Linked DNA regions of Homo sapiens: regions 2 and 3 are each linked to region 1. Evidence: read pairs that join two places in POLR2A ChIA-PET (ENCODE). Cell type or tissue: GM12878. All regions are shown on one strand. Region 1 overlaps INTS7 (integrator complex subunit 7). Region 2 has its middle 100 kb from the start of INTS7. Region 3 has its middle 78 kb from the start of LPGAT1-AS1.

Region 1 (8,000 bases):
AACTTTGCTTTCTATTGCCTAAGACCATCATATATATCTATTACAACTTAATAAATAAAAGTTTTCACCTTTAAAGTGGCCTGAGCACCTGGACTATCATCTTGACTACAAAGTACCAGTAGGGATTCCAGGCCAAAGACAGCATCTTGTTCCAGTGCCAAAAGATCTAGAAGAAAAACAGTAAACTTTATGATGGTCAAGTGATGTGTGTACAAACACACACACATATACATGCATACACACTCTCTTAGAAAAAACATTAAGGAGTTTAAGATATAGGGAATTATTAAATGGATGAACCTAACCTTCCTTGAAAAAGTACATGTGGCATTACTTCTAGAATGTAAAGTCTATCTTCAGACTTTATTTCTACCACTTTATTGAAGTATTTATAAAAATATACACATTAAATCAAGAGCTAAAGCCACAAAGCTATAAATAAAGCAAAACTGAAATAGTGTCACCAGCTTAGCTAAGGAAAATACTAAGAACAGCAAACTATGCAGTATGTGTTAATCTCCCTAATCAGAAATAAATTATGCAGGTCCATTTTTACCTAAGATATAACAGTTTTCAGCTTCTAATGAAAGCTGAACCACTTTTAGGAAATAATAAGGTCTCCACATAACCTTATTACTGTTTTAAGTCTGACCATAAAGAATGAACCTCTTAGATGTCTCATGAAATAGCAGCACTAGAACATCTTTTCACTACCATAGGGTTAAAATTTCTCTGAAGGTTTTAGAAAGTTCTGAATATATTAGTTACCTTTAGGTTAATATATTTCAGTGTTGAGAACATACAGCAGTTTTCTGTGTTACATGGAAGAAAATACTCTTTGTGATGCCAATATAAAACAGGCTTAATTATCCAAATCAGAATCAACTTTCAACTTTAAGAAATGTTTCCTGAGTGCAGGAGCTTGGCAAACAGAGTAAAGGCTAGTGAAGGTCAGGTTGCTAGAAAAAAACAGGTACTAGGAACAAGCAGTGCTGAAGGCTAGGGGGGATAAGAGGAACCACTGAGCTTGTAATCCTTAATGAAGATCAAAATCAGCACTGAAACAGATGGAATATCCAAAATGCATTTCTTGTTCTTGAACACAAGTCAAAAGATGTTAGGTAGACAACAAAATATGTGCATTATTTTCCTTGCATGTCCTCCTTGATTATGCAAGTCAGTTTAATGCCACATATACCTAGAGTAAATTCTGTGAAAATTTAATTCACATTGGTCTGTGAATTCACTTGCCTCTAGGTGAAACTATTTGTTATTTAAGTCCCTGGAGAACCTAAGTAAATTTTCTAGGTTTTTGTATAAGTGAACATACCACCTTATACAAAAGGGGTAGAGTCCTAAGCAATCTTTATCCACCATATATGCACCATATATGCAAAGGTAAGCAGTGGAAGGAAATGGGCAATGCTCCATAAAACCTTTCAATTCCACTCCCAAGGTCTTCATCTCTTTATTATTTTTCACAAGGATAAAGTAGTCTTAAGAACACATGCTCTAAGAACACTTTGAAAGGAGTCAATTTGTAGATCAAGGCACACAGGCTAAAAATAAGGGATTAAAAAAAAATCAAACAGAATTCTGTCCAAGGTCTAAACCAAAGTTTATACGTAATATCAGTCCTGATCAAACTTACCCTTTTCTTGACAAGAAACAGTTATATTAGTTAGGACTCTAACTCCATGAGCTGCAATGCCCCTGTTATTATGGTAACAGCACTCTTGGGCTAATTTGACTAAATCAGAAGATCTGGGAGAAGAACTCACATTTCCTAAAAAAGCAGAGAAAAGTAGTAGAAATTGTAATTCAAATAGTTCAAAAGCAGTTCAGCTCATAGGTTCAATTTTCTTAATTTTTGAGAAAAGTCTCTAACAATAAACTTCAACAAAATTTCCTACCACAATCCCACTATCAATACATATCAGCATTTCTCTCCATTAAGGTACTTGAAATAGGTATGTGCCAACAGTTTCGTAATGACTAAGATCTAAAATCAACGTATAATTTCTTAAAAAATATTAATAAAAATTGACTAACAGTACAAAAGCCAAAACAACTATCCTAAGAGTTCAAATGAATTCTGATTAAAACAGGTATCATTATAGGCCTCTTGTCAGACAAAACCATACTTTCAAGATAGGAGAGAAAAGAGAAAAAAATTTAAATTTGCTTTTTTTTTCCATCTCAGATTGCTGACACACATTTATACCTCATATGAATTCGTGATTGTAGAGCTGGAAAGAATTTTGGGATCATCTGATTTAACACACCCTATTTTTACAGGTGGAATCAAAGCCCAAAGCCCCAAAATTTTAAGAATCTTGCCATTAAGTTCATAAAACTTATCAGTCATGTTCTAATGCCCCTGTTATTATACTCTTCTGCTTTATACCTTAAATTCCATGCTATAGATTGCAGCAATTTTTAAAATTCACATTTGAAATTCTGGAATGCAAGGTTCATGTTGTAACTATTGTAATTTACAGTAGAGAAGCCCTCAGTTATAACTGAATAAGCTTCAAGAAAACAAGGAGATTAGGGCTTGTTCAACTACTTAAAAGAGTCTCCCATTCCTGTCTTCTTTTCCTCTGCTTATTTTTCCATGATTCTCGTCAACTTCAACTTTGTTTCTCATACCAAGGGTGACCGTATTTTTTGAGGCTGAAAGAGACGCTACTAAGAATTACAATAGACATAAACCATGAATATCTGTGGTGACATGGGACCTATGGTCACTTTGTTGATTTCTGGTTTAATATAATACAAGTTTAAGAGAGAGCCTCAGTGTTTTTTGGGTTTTTGTTTGTTTTGTTTTGTTTTTTTTTTGAGACAGAGTCTCACTCTGTTGCCCAGGCTGGAGTGCAGTGGTGCGATCATGGCCTACTACAGATCACAGCTCACTATAGTCTCAAACTCCAGGACTCCAGCGATCCTCCCACCTCAGCTTCCAAGTAGCTGAGAATACAGGTGCATGCCACCATACCTGGCTAATTTTGTTATTTTTTTTTGTAGAGATGGGTCTTGCTTTGTTGCTCAGGCTGGTCTCAAACTCTTGGCTTCAAAAGATCCTCCCATCTTAGCCTCCCAAAGTGTAAGCCACCATGCCTGGCCCCTTCAGTGTTTTTAAGTTAGGCAAAACATTAGAAAGATGAAACTATATCTTTATTTTTTCAAAACTGTGGAAATTGTATTTCCTCTATTCTTTTTGTCCATGTGATATGGACAATGCGGAGTCATCTATAAATTTACAAACATGTTTTATAACTTGTTTTTTCTTTGTTTTATTCCTACCAACACTCACCATAGAAAACTCAGAAAAAAAACCCAGAAAAATCCAAAGAACAATACAAAAATCATACCAAATTTCACAAACCAGCATGACCTTACTGTTAATTTTCTGAAATATTTCTTTTAAATCTTTTTCCCCCTATGTACAACAGTACAATTTAAAAACTCACATATAATCAGGATATGTAGATACTGGCCAATATTCTGCTTTTAAAATCTAATATTTCTGAGCCTTTTCCTATGTTTTCTAGGAATAAGATTATTTTTAATTTAATTTTTATTTATTTAGTAATGATTTTCTAAGATAAACTCACAAGGCTTACAAGGTACAACAAAGAGTAGAAAATGGTAAAAGGCTAGTGAGAGAAAAGTTTTCCTCCCCCACCCAATGTTATCAGCTTCTTGTGTATCATTCCAGAGTCCATAAATTTACAAGCACATTTATTCCTTTCTTTCTTTTTCCTTTTCACATACTGTTTTCCATCTTGTTTTATTTCTCTTTAAATATTGTATCATGGAGACTGCTCCGTGCCATATTTTCTTTTTAGTAAACTGCATTGATTTTTATTGCAGTGATGTGTCATAATTTCTTTGAGTCCTCTATTGATGATCTTTTAATGCTATTACATCCTCTACTAAGAAATAATATTTTGCTATTATATAAAATGGTGCTCAGAATAATCTTGTATATATGCCATTTCTCAATGTGTGACTATGTAAATAAGATAAATTCCTAGAAGTGGAAAGTCTGGGTTATCTGTAATTTAATGAGTATTTCCAAATCATCTATGTACAAGTTTAATAATTTATATTCGCAGCAGTAATGACTGCTTACCCACACCCTTGTCAACACACCATGTTTATCAAACTTCTAAATCCTTGCCAATCTGATGGATTAAAATTATTTCAAGTGTTGTTTTAAGGTGCCTTTTTCTTAAATATGTCTGATATTGAACATCTTATATATTTGAGCCATTTGTTAGTGATGATTTAGACATACTAAATTTAAGTTTGCTTTTTAAACTACTTTTGGCTACATTGAAAAAACATAATAAACGGAAATAAAGATTTACCATTATTTATGGAAATAATGTAACTTTGGAAAATCCTTGATTTTATTTTTTATAAATATTATCTATTTATTTAAGCCTTTGCTTAATTCCATATATAAGCCAAAATTAACAAACTTCAATAAAAGGACAAATACCTAGCTTGAAAAGTGTTTAAGTATTATAACCCAACATAATGCTAATACATGTCTTTGGAATTAAAAAATAAAGAAAAAGAAAGTTATTGTGCATGTAAGTCAGTTTGGTACAAAAAAGAGAATTCTGAGTCAGACCGCTGAGTTCAGGCCTAGGCTCAGACACTTCACAACTATGTGAACTTTGGACATACCGTCAAACCTTTGTGAGTCTCAGTTTCAATACTTATAAACTCCTTTGCATATGCCTCACTTGAAAGGCTACTTGTATGGGAAAGCTCTCATCTATTATATGATTAAGACTTTGTCTATCACAGCTCTTTCAAAGTGCAATGTTGGTGAAGGATGTTAACTGCAAGCTAAGAAACACACTGGGTGATTTATGCAGAAAAAGAATACATTGAAAGCACCCTAGGTATATGGTACGTTGTTTATAAAGAAGGCTGTGATAATTTCTCACATCCCTTGTGGACATGCTCCTTTACCATGTGATCTTCCAATTCCATGTGACTTGCTTTGGCCAATAAAGCATTGGAAAACAGGCTGCAAGCAAAAGGTTGACAAATGCTTTTGTGTTGGTGGCTTGCTTTCTTTTGGCTCCAACCAACATCCTGAAAACAAACCCAAGTTAGCCCACCAAGAGTCACATGGATAAAAACTAAGGTGCCTCAGCAGAAAGCCTTTCAATTTCTAGCATGTGAATGAGGCCGTCTTAGACCATCCAATCCTGGTCATACATGACCATAATCACACAAGTGACCCCAAGTGAGGCCAATAGGACTGCCCACCTGAGTACAGTCAAAATGGTTGATTGACATAATTAGAGCAAATAAAAAGGTCATGGTTTTAAGCTACTCGGTTTGGGGTGATTTTGTTATGTAGCAATAGATAACTGATAATGTACTTCAGAGAATCACTGGAAAGCCTGCAAAACTAATAGAAAAACAAGGTCAGAAAATAAATAAGAAAAACGCCAGGGAGCAACCAAGACCACAGCCCAAAAGACCATGCATGGAATTAGTCCAGTGAGGACACAGCAGCCATTGTTACTGATTATTTCATGTCACAGCTTAACTTCTGTTACAGGGTACCAGACATAGCAAACACCCACTGCTAGAGTATATTCTGGAAACAAATGTTGCTCTGTCATTGCTACATCACCATATCCCCATTCTCTCATATCCCTACTTTCTTGTTGTTACTGGCTCCCAATTCAGTCTGTGGCATGGAAATGATTAGTTGAGTCCAAGCCACATGTAAGCACACTAGCTGGAAGGGAGGTGTGACAACGGAGTATCAGGTCTTTTTAGCTTCCTATTAAGACTTACGTGGCAGGGAATTCCCTACACCTAGAAAGTATCATATACTATGCGGCCATAAAAGGGACAAACAAATGTACATTACAGTTCTTTAATTCAAACTAACTGACTACAAAAGGAAGCAATAGAGGTTCCGCAAAACTTGCATTAAAACAAAACAACCAGCCTGGGCACAGTGGCTCATGCCTGTAACCCCAGCACTTTGAAAGGGCAAGGTGGGTGGATCACTTGAGGCCAGGAGTTTCAGACCAGCTTGGGCTGAATGGTGAAACTCCATCTCTACTAAAAATACAAAAATTAGCCAGCCATGGTGGCGGGCGCCTGTAGTCCCAGCAACTCGGGAGGCTGAGGCAAGAGAATTTCTTGAAACTAGGAGGTGGGGGTTGTAGTAAGCCAAGATCCCCCCACTGCACTCCAGCCTGGGTAACAGAGTGAGACTCTGTCTTAAAACAAAACAACAACAACAACAAAAAAAAACCCAAAATGACAAAAAAGTTTAGCTTTAAGTCTGTTAGGTAAGCAAGCTCCTTACCGGGCATTAATGAAAGCATTTTAGAGTTAATCATCTTGAATAGGTAACTAGGAAAGTGTTATTGGGCTGGAGTCAAGTTTTATTTTAATTGTTTTCCAGAGAAATAATATGCACCTAAAAGGAAGCATATGACATTTGCTTTTAAAACTCACTACTACTTGACCTTTGAAATGTACTTAAATTCAAAGGGCACTTTGAGTCAGAGATACACAAAAGCAAACCAACTATTTTAAGCATCCTCAAAAATATTTTCACCCACATATAATTCAAAAAAAAAAGGACAAACCTAGAAAAATATATTATTGACTTAAGATCAAGGATGCGAGATGTTGTTATCATAGGCATTAGTTAAGAAATCATGTTCAAATAAATCACTAGCATGCAATGGAGTATGAGATTTTTTTCCCTGATGTTAAAGCTTTATAGAAGAAACAACCTGAAACATAAATATGGATAAAGGAGTTAGCACATTATTTATATGGTATCTCCTGTCTTTTCCTTACCTGGAACTATACTGAAGTAATGTTTGATGGCGATGGTCCCTGATAGTGTGGAAAGGACAGACAACATCCCTAGTTTTAAGCTGTCATAAGGAGTCTGGAGGGCACACTCACAAAGTGCCTGGAATGCAGAAGAGAAATGAATATAGAAGTTAAAACATCAATATACTTCTAAACTGTCTACTCCATTTACATTTTCTGGCTTTTAGAAAAATTATATATTAAGGACTTTTTTTCATGTTAAAAAACTTAAATCGAGGCCAGGTGCAGTGGCTCATTCTGGTAATCCCACCAGTTTGGGAGGCTGAGGTGGGAGGATCACTCTAGCTCAGGAGTTTGAGACCAGCCTGGGCTCAAAGTGAGGCCTTGTCTCTACAAAAATTCGAAAAATTAGCTGGGTATGGTGGTACGTGCCTGTGGTCCCAGCTACTTGGGAGGCTGAGGCAGAAGGATCGCTCAAGCCCAGGAGGTCGAGACTGCTATAAACCATGTTCACGCCACTGCACTCCAGCCTGGGGGACAGAGCAAGACCCTGTCTCAAAAAAAAAAAAACAAAAAAAGCACTAGGTCAAACTTCCAAACTCTTTAGGGGAGCCTCAGGAGGCAGGATAACTAAATGTAAACTATGTTGATACATAAAAACGACACTAGGGAAAAACTAAAGAATTATGAATAAAGAATGAACTTTGGTTAATAATAACAATGTATCAATATTGGTTCATTTATAACAAAAGTACTATACTATTGTAACATGTCAATAATAGGGGAAATGGTGGGGGAATGTGGGAACCCTGTGTACTATCGTCTCGATTTTTCTGTAAATGTAAAACTATTCTGAAACCCCCACCATATTTTGCTTAGGAGAGATATGAATATTATTTCATATATGTGTAATTTTTAAAAATAACAGGGAATATGGAATTCTATCTGGTTTCTAAGTGAACAGAGCTATCTTCCTCCCATTTCTGGCATTTACTCTACTCTTGACCAGGTAGTTTGAAGTATTACCAAAAATAAGATGCTAGTTTTTCTTTCAATGCAGTGAACTATGAATACATAATCACAGTACAGTGACTCTTGCCTTATCCTTTATCACATGATTCTGTATCATATAACTGCATGTAATATAACAAGTCAAATAA
Region 2 (8,000 bases), 50 kb before region 1:
CATAGTAGATAGTCTAGGAAAAAGAAGGGCCAGGAGGGAGGAAAGATGGACAGGGAAGAACCTAGCTGGAAACTGAAACCCCAGCCATCCAAAGCAACAACATATTCTAAATTCTGACCAAGAGGAGGCTGCTGCTGGAGGAGGGTGAGAATGACTAGGAGGAAAGAGATAGATAAGTACTCTTAAAAAAAATTAAAAAAATTAAAACTTTCTTGCAAGTTTTAGTCACTGCCCACTCCCTCCTACCTCAGCCCTCAGTTCAGAGCCTCAGCTGCACTTGAGGCCCACGGTGAGCCTCTGTGATACTAGCAGGCCCTGCTCCAGCCTCTCCACTGCTCAGAGCTCAGACAGCTTGCCTCTCTGCCTCAGTCTCCGAGGCGAACACTGGGGATGGCCAGCAGGCAGATCAGCCAGGATTGCTTCAAGCCAGGGTGAGAACCAGGGCTGGAGGCCAGAATAGCCAGGGAGCTGATGGGAGGCATGGGGCAGTGGAGGGAGCTGGCTGCTCCTGGCAGGACATGGTAACATTAGCCTCCATTTGTCTACAGTGCCTCCGACCCCAGGGCCATGCAGCTAGACTGCTTCACACAGATGGATTGGGATACGGGCTATGGAGGAATACTGAGTATTGTGTCTGGCTAGAAATCAGGACATGGAAGGACGAACAGGTTTTTCACGGATGGAGGGAAGAGTGTTCAGACAGAGGGAAAATATGAGCAAAGCCACAAAGGTAAGATAGTGCAAACTGAGCTCATGGAATGCCCAGGGTGCCAGTTTTACTGCGGGCTGGGATACACACAGAGGGCCGTAGAAAAGAGAGGTCTGGGCCGGGTGCAGTGGCTCACGCCTGTAATCCCAGCACTTTGGGAGGCCGAGGCGGGCAGATCACGAGGTCAGGAGATCGAGACCATCCTGGCTAACACGGTGAAACCCCGTCTCTACTAAAAATACAAAAAATTAGCCGGGCGTGGTGGCAGGCGCCTGTAGTCCCAGCTACTCGGGAGGCTGAGGCAGGAGAATGGCATGAACCCGGGAGGCGGAGCTTGCGGTGAGCCGAGACTGCGCCACTGCACTCCAGCCTGGGCGACAGAGCGAGACTCCGTCTCAAAAAAAAAAAAAGAAAAGAGAGGTCTGGCTGCTAGGCCTGTGTCTAATTGTGGAGGATCTTCAATGATATATTGAAGAATGTGCACTGTATTGGGAACCCAGTTTTGTTTTTTTTTTTTTAACAAGAAGAGTGAATTGCAGCTGGCGCGGGGGCTCACATATGTAATCCCAGCACTTTGGGAGGCCAAGGTGGGTGGATTGCTTGAGCCCAAAAGTTTGAGACCAGCCTGGGCAACGTGGTGAAACCCCGCCTCTACAAAAAAATACAAAAAATTAGCCCGATGTGGTGGCACGCGCCTGTAATCCCAGCTACCCAGGAAGCTGAGGTGGGGGATCCCTTGAACCCAGGAGGTCAGGGCTGCAGTGAGCTGTGATCGTGCCACTGCACTCCAGCCTGGGCAACAGAGTAAGACTCTGTCTAGATTTAAAAAAAAAAAAAAAGAAGAATGAATTGGGAAGCAATGGTAAGAAAGGTTCACTCAGAGGAGACTGAAACTAGCAGCAAGGAAATTAGGAAGTGAAAGCAATATTCCAGGAAGACATAATGAGGTTGTGAACTAGGATGATGGTAGTGGGAAAAGAAAGAAAGCACGTTGTGAAGAACAGCACCCCGTTCCCCAAAAGTAGGACAGCTCCTCTCCCTGCATGAACACCTATCTCACAGAAACATGCAGACACACACACTTAGGAGGTGAGAGAAAACACAGCCTCTTCACCGTCACTCTCTTCTCAGCTGTCAACCCCAGCCCTCCCCAACTCCACCCCCACTCCACCCCCACCACTTCTCTGTGCACCCTTCTCCTGTTCCCTCCATCCCATTCTGGGCAATGGCTGGAGGCATCCGCTCTAAGGACAGAAAGAGTCACACGAAGGTTATTTATATCTGCGGCTGCACTGCCTGAGCCCTTAGTCTCGAAGGCATGTGTTTGGTGGGGAGCTGGGCCACAACGCATCTCCCAGGCAAAGCCCTCCTGCTGGGAAGTCTGCAGCTGTGGCCTCCATGAAATCTTGCTGATAAAATAGGGCCAAGAGGTCATAGAGTCCATTCCTCTGCCTCCAGAGAGGCTCTTGGCAAATGCACCTCTGTGATTGAACAGGCTTCCTGTCTTAAGGCCCTTCAGAAGCACCCATGAAGCCTGAATGCTTCCTTCTTTCAGTATGTAATTGTTTCTAGAGTTCACTAAGTTCTTCCTTATACTCAATGTAAACTTCCTTGCTTCTTGCTCCATTTTTGGGGGGTGGCAAACTCTCCAAAACCTTGTTAGTAGGGAAAGAGTTCTGATCAGTTAGGTATGAAGCACCCATTGAACCTTGGGGCTTATGTCCAGTAGATTTGATGGTGCAAACTAACTTTGGATATAAGCCCATTTATTTTGCAGTTGACCAAATAAGTCTCAGAAAGAATGACAGGATGTCTGGGTCGGCTCACTGCACTGGTGATACTTCTCCCATATCTTCCTGGCACTCCCCTGCCCCCTCTCTCACTTCCCCAGGGATCAATACTTGTGCTGACAGGGAAGGCTGAGAGATGGAAATACCCTCCTCCCAACAGAAAAGGATACATTCCTCTTGAGTCTAAGAGCTTTTAGTCCCTTCTAGGTCCTCAAATGAGACCTGGAACGTCATCCTTCTTTAAGGCAGAGATGACCTGAAATGTCACTGTTTTGTAGGGCTGAAGTTCCTGTCCCCGCTGCTCTCTGGGCCACTGGGCCAGGCTGGCCAATCCACCACTGAGGAGGAAGGCAACCAATATCTGTTGGGCACCCGCCAGGCACCAGGCTTTGTGAGTGTTATCACATTTAATCTTCACAACTCTTCAACAGGGTAACTATGAGCCCCCTTTCACAGATGAAGAGGCCAAGGCTCAGAGAGATGTGATGAGAAGAAACAGAGACTCGGAGAATAGCCAGGTGGCTGATATAGGGTGTGGGACAGTGGAGAGAGCTGTTCGTTCCCATTAACAGGACCTGATAACATTAGCCACCATTTATCCACATTGCAGCCAACCCCAGGGTCGGGCAGCTGAGTGTACACAATACTGGTTACAGAGAAATATGAAGGATCGTGCTTGGTTAGACAAATCAGGGTCAGGGTGTTTCTATAGGGTCTGGAAAGACAGATGGGTTTTTCTATGTGGAATAGTTGGTGTCAGGGGAGACTGAATTCTGACAGGAGTTATTTCCCTCTGGCCAAAGCTTTGTGGGAGTTTCCCATCTTCCCCAATCACAGAGAATTGAAGCAGGCTTAAGATTGCAGTGAGAGGCTGAAGTGGGAGGATCCCTTGAACTCAGGTTGAGGCCGCAGTGAGCTATTATTGCGCCATTAAGCTCCAGCCTGGGTGACAGACCCCTCATTTTTAAAAAGTAAAAATTAAAAGATTGCAATGAGTGGTTTAGGTTGGATATAAGAAAAACTTAGTGGGTTGTGAGGATGGTTAAATACCAAAGGAGACACAGGGTGAGTGAGCCTTTGTGAAGGGCTGCACAGGGAACTGCAGTGGCTCTGCCCTGGGGAGTCCTGTCCAAACCCATTCCTTTCTCCTTTCACTGGAGAACATGATCAGCCACGTGAGGAAGCTCAGGCTCACCCTGAATAGTCACGGTCAGAATGTGTTTCTCACCACCCTCCCTCCCATGGTCTCTGCAGGAAAGAGGGGGTGGCATGGCCGTGAACCCCAGGAGCTTGGCCACCACTGTATTCCCAGCACCTGCTATGCTGTGTGTGTTTGACAGACATCTCGTGCATGAATCAAAGAATACCTTCTCAAAATGGTTTATGCCCTTGCTGGCCATGCCTTTAGCATACATCCGGAAAATCTGTGTTCGAATTCCTTCTCTGACAAATGCTGATTGAGCTGCAGTGCCTTGTGATGTCAGCTGAGTTACCTTCAGTGCTCAGGAGTGTTTTCTTTTCATCAGCTACTCCTGGTCAGCCACTTGGGAGTGGGTGGGGGGCAGGGGGAATTAGTGCCTAGGACAGATTCTCAGGCCCTCTCATGTGTCAACAGCCCTCAAGGAGATTCCAGATGTGCTCACTCTCAGAGACAACAATTCTAGCCAGGCTAATATGCTTTTGAGCATCCCAAGGGACATGGTAACCATTGAGTAGGATAGCTCTGATGTTGCTGAAGGGATTCTGTGACTATACTTATTTCTCCCTAATACTCCAATACCTTGAAATGTGACACGGAGGGGTTCAAATCATCCAGCAGCCTGGCCAGAGGCAGCAGCAGTTTCTGTAAGGAGACAGTATTTAACTTTTTTTTAAGTGTAAACTCCTGTCTCCTTGAAGTTAAATATTTCCTTCACACTTTAGGGGCCTTTTTTTTTTCGAAATGCTCTTTTGCCCCTCTCTGGATAACAAGTAGTAGGTGCTCAATTGTTTGAATTACATCAAGAAGAGGCTGAGAAGGGACACACGCATTCTAAATGCTGCAAAAGAAGAAAATGCCAAACGATGGCCAGTTTTTAAATTACTTAAGATCCTCTCCCGAGTGTTACATACAAGGGGACACTATCATGAATTTCAGAAATGGCACTCTTTTGTGTTTTGTCACTTTTTTTAAGCCCTCGCCACATTTTCTAAAAATAGGCCTTATTCTGTCCAGTGAGACTCCAAGTTGCTTGGGGGTTCTCCCTGTCAGTTTCCTTTTGACTCTCCCACGGCCAGCTCAGGCCTGGCGACGTGTTGTGCTCTCACAGGGAGAGTCCCTCTCCTCCATTTGCATTTCCACAGTAGTCTTCTCTTCTGCTTCTCCTGTGAACCTCCTAATCACAGGATGTCCGCTTTTGCTGGTGGGTGGGATATGAAGGCAAAGCAAGGCAGGAGCAAGTGTTAACAATTCATCATCACTTTCCTCATCTCACTACTCTTTCATGCCATCAGGGCAAGATGACATAAATAGAAAGCATCATTAGCTCCACTGCTTCCAGTGGGGGATGGAGGGAAACTCCAGCCTATTTTCACCTTCCATGGTCTTAGGAAACAGGAGAGGGTAGACACCGGTATCTTCTCATAATTCCTTAGTGTAATTTAGTTCCCTTTTATTTGTCCTAATCCTTTACACATTTTTAACTCATCACCACAAATAAATTCATCAAAACCCTCAAATGAAATCACCAAGAAAACCAAAGAAAGTTGAGTTAGAGAGTATTTCTTCTCTGCATACCATGTAATTTTCTTCAAAACATCCTTTCTGGGTATTTGAGATGCTCATTTTTTTCCTGATTGTTATAATTCATTTGGCATTACCCCATCTTTATTAATTTTACTTAAAAAATTATCTGGAAACAACAACAAAATATTTTTAGAACAGCAAATTTCAAAAATGATGCCCAAAGGAAAAAACGGTTCTGGAAAAGGGGGAAATGGGGACATGTCTCTGGGAGCAACAGTGCTGATGAGAAGGCTCAGGGCCCCAAAGTGGGTGGCGACACAGCAAACAGACACATTCTACGCGAAAAACATGGCAAAACGACGGAAGCCATGGAAAAGTTAAAATCTAGTATGAGACTCAATGAAGTGTCTCCACAATATAGTGAAGATAAAAGCCAGGCCAGGGGACAACTTGGGTAAGGAGGATAATGACCCAGACCCCCGCTTTTCAAGAAGCAGCATTTGCCTTGCCTGTAAGTGGGATGGGTAAGCCTGTGTTTACAGATCCTTCCATAAAGACAAAATCTGGATATCATATTATTATGGTTGAAGGAAGAAAATAAAATCAAATTAAGCCAACTCACCAGACTTTAGACTTCTCACTACATCTCATCATACTGTTATTGTCTATGTGACTGGTAAAGGCTAAGTCCAAGGCATTGTGCAAAGAACAGGGTTTGATTGAGCAACATAGTATTTTTTTTTTTTGAGACGGAGTCTCGCTCTGTCGCCCAGGCTGGAGTGCAGTGGCGCAATCTCGGCTCACTACAAGCTCCGCCACCTGGGTTCACACCATTCTCCTGCCTCAGCCTCCCAAGTAGCTGGGACTACAGGTGCCTGCCACCACGCCTGGCTAATTTTTTGTATTTTTAGTAGAGACGGGGTTTCACTGTGTTAGCCAGGATGGTCTCGATCTCCTGACCTTGTGATCTGCCCGCCTCGGCCTCCCAAAGTGCAGGGATTACAGGCGTGAGCCACCGTGCCCGGCCTCAACATAGTATTTAATACTAGAAGCAAAGCAAACGCATGAACCTAAATACCCTCCTTGTCATCTATACACTCTTTCGTGTGGAACTTTTAGTGAGTCAAAGAATTCCAATGTAGGCCCCCTTATCTAGAAATCCACTTAAGGGTCATCTAGGTCTTAAGGTAACAGTTCTCATTTTTTCATTTTTCATTCCCTGCACTTTCCAACTCCATAGGCAGTAGCCACATGAAGCCATTTAACTGAAGGAGGCCGGGCATGGTGGCTCATGCCTGTAATCCTAGCACTTTGGGAGGCCGATGGGGGTGGATCACTGGAGGTCAGGAGTTCAAGACCAGCCTGACCAACATGATGAAACTCCACCTTTACTAAAAATACAAAATTAGCCGGGTGTGGTGGCACATGCCTGTAATCCCAGATACTTGGGAGGCTGAGGCAGGAGAATCACTTGAACCTGGGAGGCGGAGGTTGCAGTGAGCTGAGATCGCACCATTGCACTCCACCCCAGGCAACAAGAGCAAAACTCCATCTCTAAATAAATAAATAAATAAATAAATAAATAAATAAATAAAATAATTAAATTTAACTGAATTAAAAGTAAATTAATTCAGTTCCTCAATCACACTAGCCATATTTTAAGTACTCAATAGCTACATGTGGCCAGTGGCTGTAGCGGTTAGTGCAAATTTAGAACGCCTCCATCATTACAGAAAGTTCTGTTGGTCAGTGGTGCCTATACTCTACATACCAAGTGCCAGGTCATCTTATTCTCAATATTCTGTTGGCAGGTATTGGCACAGAAAGATCAAGTGACTTATCTAAGGATTAATGATGAGTCTTATAAATAGAATTTAAACTGACTTCTCTGGGACCCTAGTCTGAGGATCTTGTCTAATTGGTTTGTTCTTCTCTGAACAGTATCTTAACATGAGAAATGGCATATTCCCCAGTTGCAAATTGCCTGCTATCTTGGTTGGTTTGCGCTAGAAAGGTTATGTCTGAAGGTCTTAGTTTAAGCTGGAATACATTAATTTCTGAATAGTCAACATTCTATTGCTATCATCACTGAAGGCAATCAGCAGAATGTATTTACATATATTTCCTTGTATGTCTGCCTTTACATATTTTAATTAAATGATTTATAGCATAGTAGACAGAAATTCTATTTTGTTTAGATCATTATTACTCAATGTACCCAAATTGCATTAGGAAAGATAGCTTAAATGTGTTTAATAGCAGAGACAAGGTAATAAAATGCTCAGTGAGAACTGATCTAACACTTTGGAAAAAAAAATACTAAGGAGGATAATGACAGTAGTAGTAATAATAAAAGCAAATGCTTATATATCTGTTTTACTATATGCCAAGCATGTTCTAAGTAAATTCTATACTAACTCACTTAATTCTCATACCTACCCCATGAAACACTAATATGTTTCTCTATTAGGAATAAGGAAATTGAGGCATAGAGAGACTAAGTAGCTTGTCCAAGGTCATAAAGTTAAGATTGGAACCTCGGCAGTATGGCCCCAAAGGCTGGTGCTCTCAGTCACTGGACTACACAGCAGTCCCCCTTATCAGTAGGAGATACGTTCCAAGATCCCCAGTGGATGCCTATGACTGAGGATAGTACCAAACCCTATATACACTACATTTTTTCCTATACATACACACCTATGCCAAAGTTTAATTTATAAAATAGGCACAGTAAAGAGATTAAGTGATTATAAAATAGAACAATTGTAACAATATA
Region 3 (8,000 bases), 76 kb before region 1:
ATTATTTATTTATTTATTTTAATTTTATTATTATTTTGTGACAGAGTCGCACTCTGTTGCTCAGGCTGGAGTGCAGTGGTGCAATCCCAGCTCATTGCAGCCTCCGTCTCCTGGTTTCAAGTGATGCTCCTGCCTCAGCCTCCCAAGTAGCTGGGATTACAAGCCCCCACCACCACACCCAGGTAAGTTTTGTATTTTTATTAGCGATGGGTTTTGCCTTGTGGGCCAGGCTGGTCACAAACTCCTGGCCTCATGTGTTTCACCTGCCTTGGCCTCCCAAAGTACTGAGATTACAAGCATGAGCCACCACGCCTGGCCTATTTATTGCTTTTAATGGTATTCTAGGCCAGGCATGGTGGCTCATACCTGTAATCCCAGCATTTTTGGAGGCTGAGGTGGGTGGATCACAGGAGGCCAGGAGTTCATGATCAGCCTGGCCCACATAGTGAAACCCCATCTCTACTAAAAATACAAAAATTAGCCAGGCATGGTGGCGGGTGTCTGCAATCCCAGCAACTTGGGAGGCTGAGGCAGGAGAATCTCTTGAACCCAGGAGCGGGAGGTTGCAGTGAGCCAAGATAGGGCCACTGCACTCCATCCTGGGCAACAGAGTGAGCCCTGTCTCAAAAAAAAAAACAAATAAGTAAATAAAAATTAAGTGGTACTCTCCATCTTAGGCCCCAGCTACTAGATCCAGAGATTCGCATTGACCCCAAGGCAGACATCCATAGGTGGCCCAGGACCTAGGAAATGGTCTGGTATGAGAGTATCAACCACACCACATTTCCCTATACTGTGCCTGGTCAACCAATTAGATGAGCTTTCAGAGATCCTGAACGTGAACCATAGATAGGAAGAGATACAGACTGAGGGATAAAAAGATAGGTAAGTTTAACCATATTAAATTTAACTACTCTGTTCATCAAAACACCAGATAGAGAGTAAAAAGACAAGCCACAAGGTGAGAGAACATATTTGCAACATTATGTAAAAGATTAATTATTACATAAAAGAATTCCTACAGATTAACATAAAAATGATAGATAACCCAGGAGCTCTCTCCAAAGGTTTTGAATAGGCACAAAAGAGAAACTACAAATGGCCAATAAACAACATGAAAAATATTCAGCCTTATTAGTAATTGGAAAATGTAAATTAAACCCCATATATACACTAGTAGATATTTACAAGGTTGCCACATTAAAACACCTGAAGATAGCAAACAAGACTATGAAACAAAGGGAACACAAATATATCACATGAAGAAGTATAACTGGTACGACCCCTTTCAGTTTGGCATTTCTAGTACAGTACTCAACAGCTCATCAATTGTACTCCTAAGAATATACCCCAGAGGAATCTGCGCACAGGTGCAACTAGAAGTATGTACAAGAATGTTCATGTACATTTTGGCAAAAAAAAAAAAAAAAAGCTAGAAACAACCTAAACATCCATCAGTGAAGAATAGATAAATAACTATGGTATACTCTTACAATGGAATACTACTGAGCAATGAAAATGAATGACCAGTAGCTACATGCAACAACCTGGTTAATCCCAGTGGGCAGGAAGTGGTAAAAGTATGGAAGAGGTATGTCCATGGTCCCTCATGACTGATGGCTTTGCCTTCTTTGAGGTTCTTCATCCATTATCCCCTCTTGCAACATACAAAGTGAGTATTGGATTAAGCCCTCTTAGGAGCAATGCAGATTTCACAGCTTGGTCCTGCTGGTGCAGACGTGGGGGCCCAAGTGCTGCTTTAAGGCATAAATGCTTAAAGAGTTTTTTACTGATGAGGCTTGCAATTTATTTGCCAATTAGTTCCCTCAAAAACTGAGAAGGTTACAGTCAGCTCCATGGACCAGTCACCACTCCCAAAGTTCTTTCCTGGGTATAGTTCTTCTTTGTCTTCTTCTTCTTTTTATTTTTCTTCTTCTTCTTCTTTTTATTTTTCTTCTTCTTCTTCTTCTTCTTCTTCTTCTTCTTCTTATTATTATTATTATTATTATTATTATTGCCAAACTTTTTTTTGCCTCAGCATAAAAAGGACACTGGCTTTCCAGTACATAATATCAATTTTCTTATCGCTCAACTGCTGAGACAATGCCACATATTTCAGATTTTGATAAAAGCAATGCTGTATTTTCTATACTAATTTCTATATTAGTATAACATTAGGTTTCTCTAACAGAGACCAATCAATAATTCCATACCTTAAAGAAAATAAAAGAGGCCGGGCACAGTGGCTCACACCTGTAATCCAGCACTTTGGGAGGCTGAGGCTGGCAGATCGCTTGAGGCCAGGAGTTCAAGAGCAGCCTGGGCAACATGGCGAAACCCTGTCTCTACTAAAAGTACAAAAATTAGCTGGGCATGGTGGTGTGCGCCTGCAGTTCCAGCTACTTGGGGGGCTGAGGCAGGAGGATGGCTTGAACCTGGGAAGTTGAGGCTGGAGTGAGCTGAGTTGGCGCCATGCACTCCAGCCTGGGTGACAAAGTAAAACACTGTCACAAAAAAAAAAAAAAAAAAAAAAAAGATAAAAGTTTGGTTTTTTTCTCACATATCAGTTCAAGGTGGGCATTCCAAGGAGTAGGTGGCTCTGTTCCACCTAATCATTCAGGGATCTAAGTTTTTTCCATCTTGTTGCTCCTCTATTCCCTAGGCCTTGCTGTTATCTGCATGGTCCTGGTTGAATCATTGCTGTGTCTCAGTCTCAATGTGTGGAAATGGGGAAGAGACTGGGGAGGAAACACATTCAGGTGTAGTCCTGGAAGTGACACACAGCACTTGTGCTCACATTCCTTTGGAGGAAATTTATCCACTTGGCCATATCTGACTACAAGGAAGGCTGAGACATGTGACTGGGATGAGGAGGAAAATGGGTTCTGGTGAGCAATTAGACCAAAAATGTTCAATCTCAAGCCTTCAAGTTATTTTGCTGCTTTGAGAATAGAATGAGACTCAGAATATTGACCATAAAGTCAGAGCTACATAGAAGACCAGAAATATAAGACACAGTTCTCCTGTCATGTATATTATCTACAAAAAGCCAAGCAATTTCACATCTTTTTTAATGATTAAAGTAATATATTTACTTTTCTTTGAAAATTTCCCATGTTGGCTATATGTTCATTATCCATTGATCCAATGTGAACAGGGGGGTTTTGATTTTAATTTATTTCTATTCAGCATTATTGAGGTAGAATTGACAAATAGGAATTGCATATACTCAAGTTGTACAACATGATGTTTTGATATATGTATACATTGTAAAATAATTACCACATCTAGGCTAAGTAATGTATCCATCACCTCACATAGTTACCTTTGTGTGTGTCTGTATATGTGGTGATACTTAAGATCTACTTTCAGGCAGTGGCTCACGCCTGTAATCCCAGCATTTTGGGAGGCCAAGGCAGGCAGATCACTTGAGGTCAGGAGCTCGAGACCAGCCTAGCCATCATGGTACAACCCCATGTCTAATAAAATACAAAAATTGGCTGGGCATGGTGGTGCACACCTGTAATTCCAGCTACTCAGGAGGCTGAGGCACAAGAATTGTTTAAACCCGGGAGGTGGAGGCTGCAGTGAGCCAAGATCATGCCACTGCACTCAGCCTGGAGACAGAGCAAGACTCTATCTTTAAAAAAAAACAAAACAAACTACTTTCTTAACAAATTTCAGGTATACAATCTATTATTAACTATAGTCACCATGCTGTACCTTAGGTTTCCAGAACTTATTCATCTTACAACTACAAATTAGTTCCTTTTAGCAACACTTCCCTATTTCTCCCACACCCTGACTTCTGTAATCACCCCTCTGCTCTCTGTTTCTATGAGTTCAACATTTTTTAGATTTCATGTGTAAGTGAGATCATGCAGTATTCGTCTTTCTGAGTCTGGCTTACTTCATTTAGCATAATGGCCTCAAGTTTCATACATATTGTTGCAAATGGCAGGATTTCCTTTTTTTTTTAAGTCTAAAAAAATATTTTATCGATTTCACCATATCTTGCCAAATCAGTGGGGAATTGAGATCTTAAATAATTTTTAGCAAACCAGACATGGGAAAAAGAAATTAATTGTGTGGGGCTCTGATAACTAATTTAAGATATATGAATTTCATATTTACACTCTTTAATTAAAAAAAAAAGAAAAGGAAAAAGAAAGCCTAGCACAGTGCCTGGCATAAAGTAGGCACTTAAATGTCAGTTCCCCTTCCTGTGAATTCCCTTTCAGCATGTTTATTCCTCTCCAGGGGCTGTCCTGGCTCACCTAAAACCAAGTGATGTAATCCAGGATGGCAGAGGGAGCTGCTGCTGCCCAGAGGGCCCAGAGCAAAGGTGGTGGCAGCAATGTAATGTCAAGGGTTGTCTAGTAAAATGGCAAGTGCCACTACTGGGGAGCAGCACCCTGAACACCGAGAGGTGGTGACGACCTACATAACCCATGCACAGCCTTCTCCTCACTCATCCAGGACCCTCCTAGCTGGCTCTCCCCTTCTCACCCCTCTCTCCTCTAATAGCCACATCCTATAGCCTCAAGGCCACTATCACTGGCTTGCCGTGGGAAGGAAACAGCCTGTAAGGGCTACAGCAGCAGGGGGGCACGTGTTATGTAGCCCCCCACTGCAGGAGCTCACCCATTGCATGCGTGCACCTGCTGCCTAACTGATGGGGACAGGGGTGATCCCCCAGTAGGCACTTCACTTCTTGTTTGTTCTGTTCAGGCAGGTCAGAAAGTGCAGGAATGTGATGTGATAGATTTTCCTAAGTTCAATTAGGGCGATTAAATAGATGTCTCTATTTTTGGATGTTTGAGTAAATTCCTGTCTGGATTGCCTAAGCGAAAGGTCACTCCCGTTGAATCTAAAGCCTCATGTTGAACTATGTCCACCGTCAAGAAGCGAGCATCCATAAGGAGAGGAAGAAAAGGACAGGACACCAACGACATTGCTATTTGGGAAGCTCCCTGGGAAAGAATAAGCATGAAGATTATTATGTTGAGCTCTAAAACAAAACACTCAGAACCACACACACACACACACACACACACACACACACACACAAATTGACACCAGTTGTATGTGAAGCCTTGTGCTAGGTATGAAAAGGAAAGAGGAAGAAGCCCTTGTTCTGAAGTCCTTCAGTTGCACAAAGAAACAGGGAAGACAAACTTATCCTAAAAGAAATGTTAGTGAAGTAAAACATAGCATGCTCCATATGTCAGAGGGAAGGGACAGTGAATGAAATGAATCTGGAAAAAAAATGAGTTTGTTTAATCATTCATTTATTCTTTCAATCATTCACTCTACAGACATTTACTAAGTACGAAGTATGTGCCATCCACTGTGATAGGGACTAGAGACACATCACCAACTGGACACAGACCTTGCCCTTCAGGGGCCCCTGGGTAGAAGTGGGAGACAGATAGCTAAGCAAGTAGAAGCAGGAATGTGTCATCGGGGCTATCATAGACATGGGGACAAGGTTCAGGGTGAAGCCAACCAGGAGGGAGTCTGTGGGCAGAGGCCAGGAGGAGGCTTGGGAGAAGCGGTGGCGAAGGTGGCAGTTCTGACAAGCAGGTGTGTGGCAAGCAGGCGCAGTTCTGGGGTGGTGAGAGTGAAGGTGGGAGCTAGTGCTGGGAGACGGCAGAGGCTTAGGAAGCCAAGCTCCTAAAGGAATTTCTCCTGCTCCATGCCATTAAAATGTGGAAAGCAACAGTGTTGTAGGAAAGATGCCCACTGTTCTAGGGAGAATGTGATGATGGAGATAGGTGTGTGACCACTGAACTCTGTGAACTAGCTTCATTGCTGCTGGTCAGCTCCTGTGCTCATCAGAGCAGCTGGCTCTCAGGCTGGTGACACCTAATTGGCACAGGGGCCACCTTGATGATGCAAAGAGCACGCTGTCTCACCAGACCTCCTTTTAGGAAATGTTACTTTAAAACTGCCACTCTGAAGCAGACAGAAAAGAAGCAGGAGCTCCTCATGGACTCTGCATAGGTGCAAACTTGTGTTGGAAGACTGGCTCCTTATTTAACAAATAGACAAAGCACTTGTATTAGTAAGAGCTTATTGGTTGTGAGTCATGGGCACTCAAGCTGGCATAAGTAATAAGAATCAATTTATTATAAAGCTATAGGGCTGTCTCTTTACTGGAGGGCAGGAAGGCCCCGGATCCCAGGAAGAACCAAAAACAGGGAAGTGGGCAGCCACCCACAGGGAGCCAAGTGGTGCCTCTCTCTGTCTCTGTATCTCTCTAGGCATCTGCTTCCTCTTTCTCTCTCTCTCTGTCTCTGTCTCTCCCTCCCTCCTCCCCTCCCTGACCACCTCCTACTCCCATCTTCCTCTGTCTCAGCATAGCAGAATATGACCATCCCTTGCCCTTGCTTCAAATTACAGCTCCCATCCCACGGAAAGCGTGGATCTGTCTTGGACACAATTCCAGATGTGTGCTCTCTCGGGGAGGGGCTCTGACTCAGCCAAGGACAGACAGCAGGGTTCACACTGAATGGAGGGTGCTAGGAGCAACCACTGTGGGCAAGGGGCAGTGAAGAGGGCTCTTGTGAGTTAGGCAGGCACCCCCAAAGCCATAGTTCTTCATATCTCTGGCCCCTGGTCCCTGGAGACAATGGTCACTGCTTTACCTGGCTATTGGACTGATTTGATGAGATAATGTATGTAAAGCAACTGCTGCCCAGTGGGCCCTCAGTAAATGGAGGAGATTATAATTCTAATTCTAATTATTATTATTATTTTTTGAGATGGAGTCTTGATCTGTCACCCAGGCTGGAGTGCAGTGGCACGATCTCGGCTCACTGCAACCTCCACCTCCCAGGTTCAAGCGATTCTTCTGCCTCAGCCTCCTGAGTAGCTGGGACTACAGGTGCATGACACCACGCCCAGCTAATTTTTGTATTTTTAGTAGAGACGGGGTTTCACCATGTTGGGCAGGCTGGTCTCCAACTCCTGATCCGCCCACCTCAGCCTCCCAAAGTGCTGGAATTACAGGCATGAGCCACTGCGCCCAGCCGATTATAATTATTATATTAGTCAATAAAGATATCTGTGATCTGTTTAGGAAAGATTGTGCTTTCTTCCCTCCACTGGCAATGTGCCTTCTTTCCTCCACCAAAGCTGTTCACATTAACACAGAGATGTGGGGCAGGGCCTCTCTTCCTCTCTCAGTCCCCACCCCTCTCATCTCTTGGTTACAACTTATTAAAACTCCTGCCTCCACATGCCCCCAAGCTTTCTTTGCTATTACAAATCAATCATGCACTCTTTCAGCCCTTGCTACCCCCATAGGTACTCATCTGTAATGACTATATTTAGGAATGTTAGGTTCATATGGTGATTAGATATCTTCCCTCTCAAAGTCTAAGACTGTGGACTGAGAGACTTTTCTGAACACCCAGGACATTGCCACACATCTCATGTTTACCTGGTTATATTTGTTGAGTCATCATATTTTCATAGGAAGGGCAATTTCCATTTATAGCCTCATAAAAGGAATCTCAGGAAGTCATTTATTTCGGGTCACTGCCTTTGGCCAGGATAAGACTTCAGCTTCCTAAATAAATGAGTGTGTATTTTATTTGTACTCCCACATAAGCCTATGGTTGTACAATCTGAGATTTGGAAGGGACCTGGAGGGTCTTCTGGGCCAGGCACCTCCCAGGGTGAGATTCTGCTATCCACGCCCCCTGTGACATGGGCATCTGGTCTGCAGGAGAACAGGGGGGTTGTGGCCTTCCTGGGAAGTTCATTCCATCTTTGCTCCTTTTTTTTTTTGACAGAGTTTCACTCTTGTTGCCCAGGCTGGAGTGCAGTAGCATGATCTCAGCTCACTGCAACCTCTGCCTCCCGGGTTCAAGCAGTTCTCCTGCCTCAGCCTCCCAAGTAGCTGGGATTACAGGGGCCTGCCACCACACCAGGCTAATTTTGTATTTTTAGTAGAGATGGGATTTCACCATGTTGGGGCGGCTGGTCTTCAA

The links. Peaks named below come from ENCODE experiments on the same cell type or tissue, not always from the same donor. Only the 100,000 strongest peaks of a DNase experiment are listed, where the experiment ranks them.
Region 2: POLR2A ChIA-PET joins it to region 1 with 6 read pairs; 3 of 35 experiments call an interaction of 5 or more read pairs at or near these places.
Region 3: POLR2A ChIA-PET joins it to region 1 with 5 read pairs; 1 of 35 experiments calls an interaction of 5 or more read pairs at or near these places.

The regions. Positions count from the first base shown.
Region 1 is chr1:211,981,025-211,989,024 of GRCh38, forward strand. INTS7 (integrator complex subunit 7) reads right to left here. Exons shown (of 20, transcript NM_015434.4): 8 at 6,862-6,979; 9 at 1,652-1,786; 10 at 69-166. Among named protein-coding and RNA genes, the nearest start is that of INTS7, 51 kb to the right of the region's middle. In GM12878, no CTCF peak of the experiment used is centred here; DNase peaks (open chromatin) are centred at 4,757 and 5,847; H3K27ac peaks cover 2,329 bases.
Region 2 is chr1:211,930,812-211,938,811 of GRCh38, forward strand. It overlaps the pseudogene LOC124904505. Among named protein-coding and RNA genes, the nearest start is that of INTS7, 100 kb to the right of the region's middle. RefSeq lists enhancers at 4,677-4,956, 5,007-5,096. In GM12878, no CTCF peak of the experiment used is centred here; a DNase peak (open chromatin) is centred at 4,800; H3K4me3 peaks cover 897 bases; H3K27ac peaks cover 4,437 bases.
Region 3 is chr1:211,904,837-211,912,836 of GRCh38, forward strand. No RefSeq gene overlaps it. Among named protein-coding and RNA genes, the nearest start is that of LPGAT1-AS1, 78 kb to the left of the region's middle. In GM12878, no CTCF peak of the experiment used is centred here; a DNase peak (open chromatin) is centred at 3,825.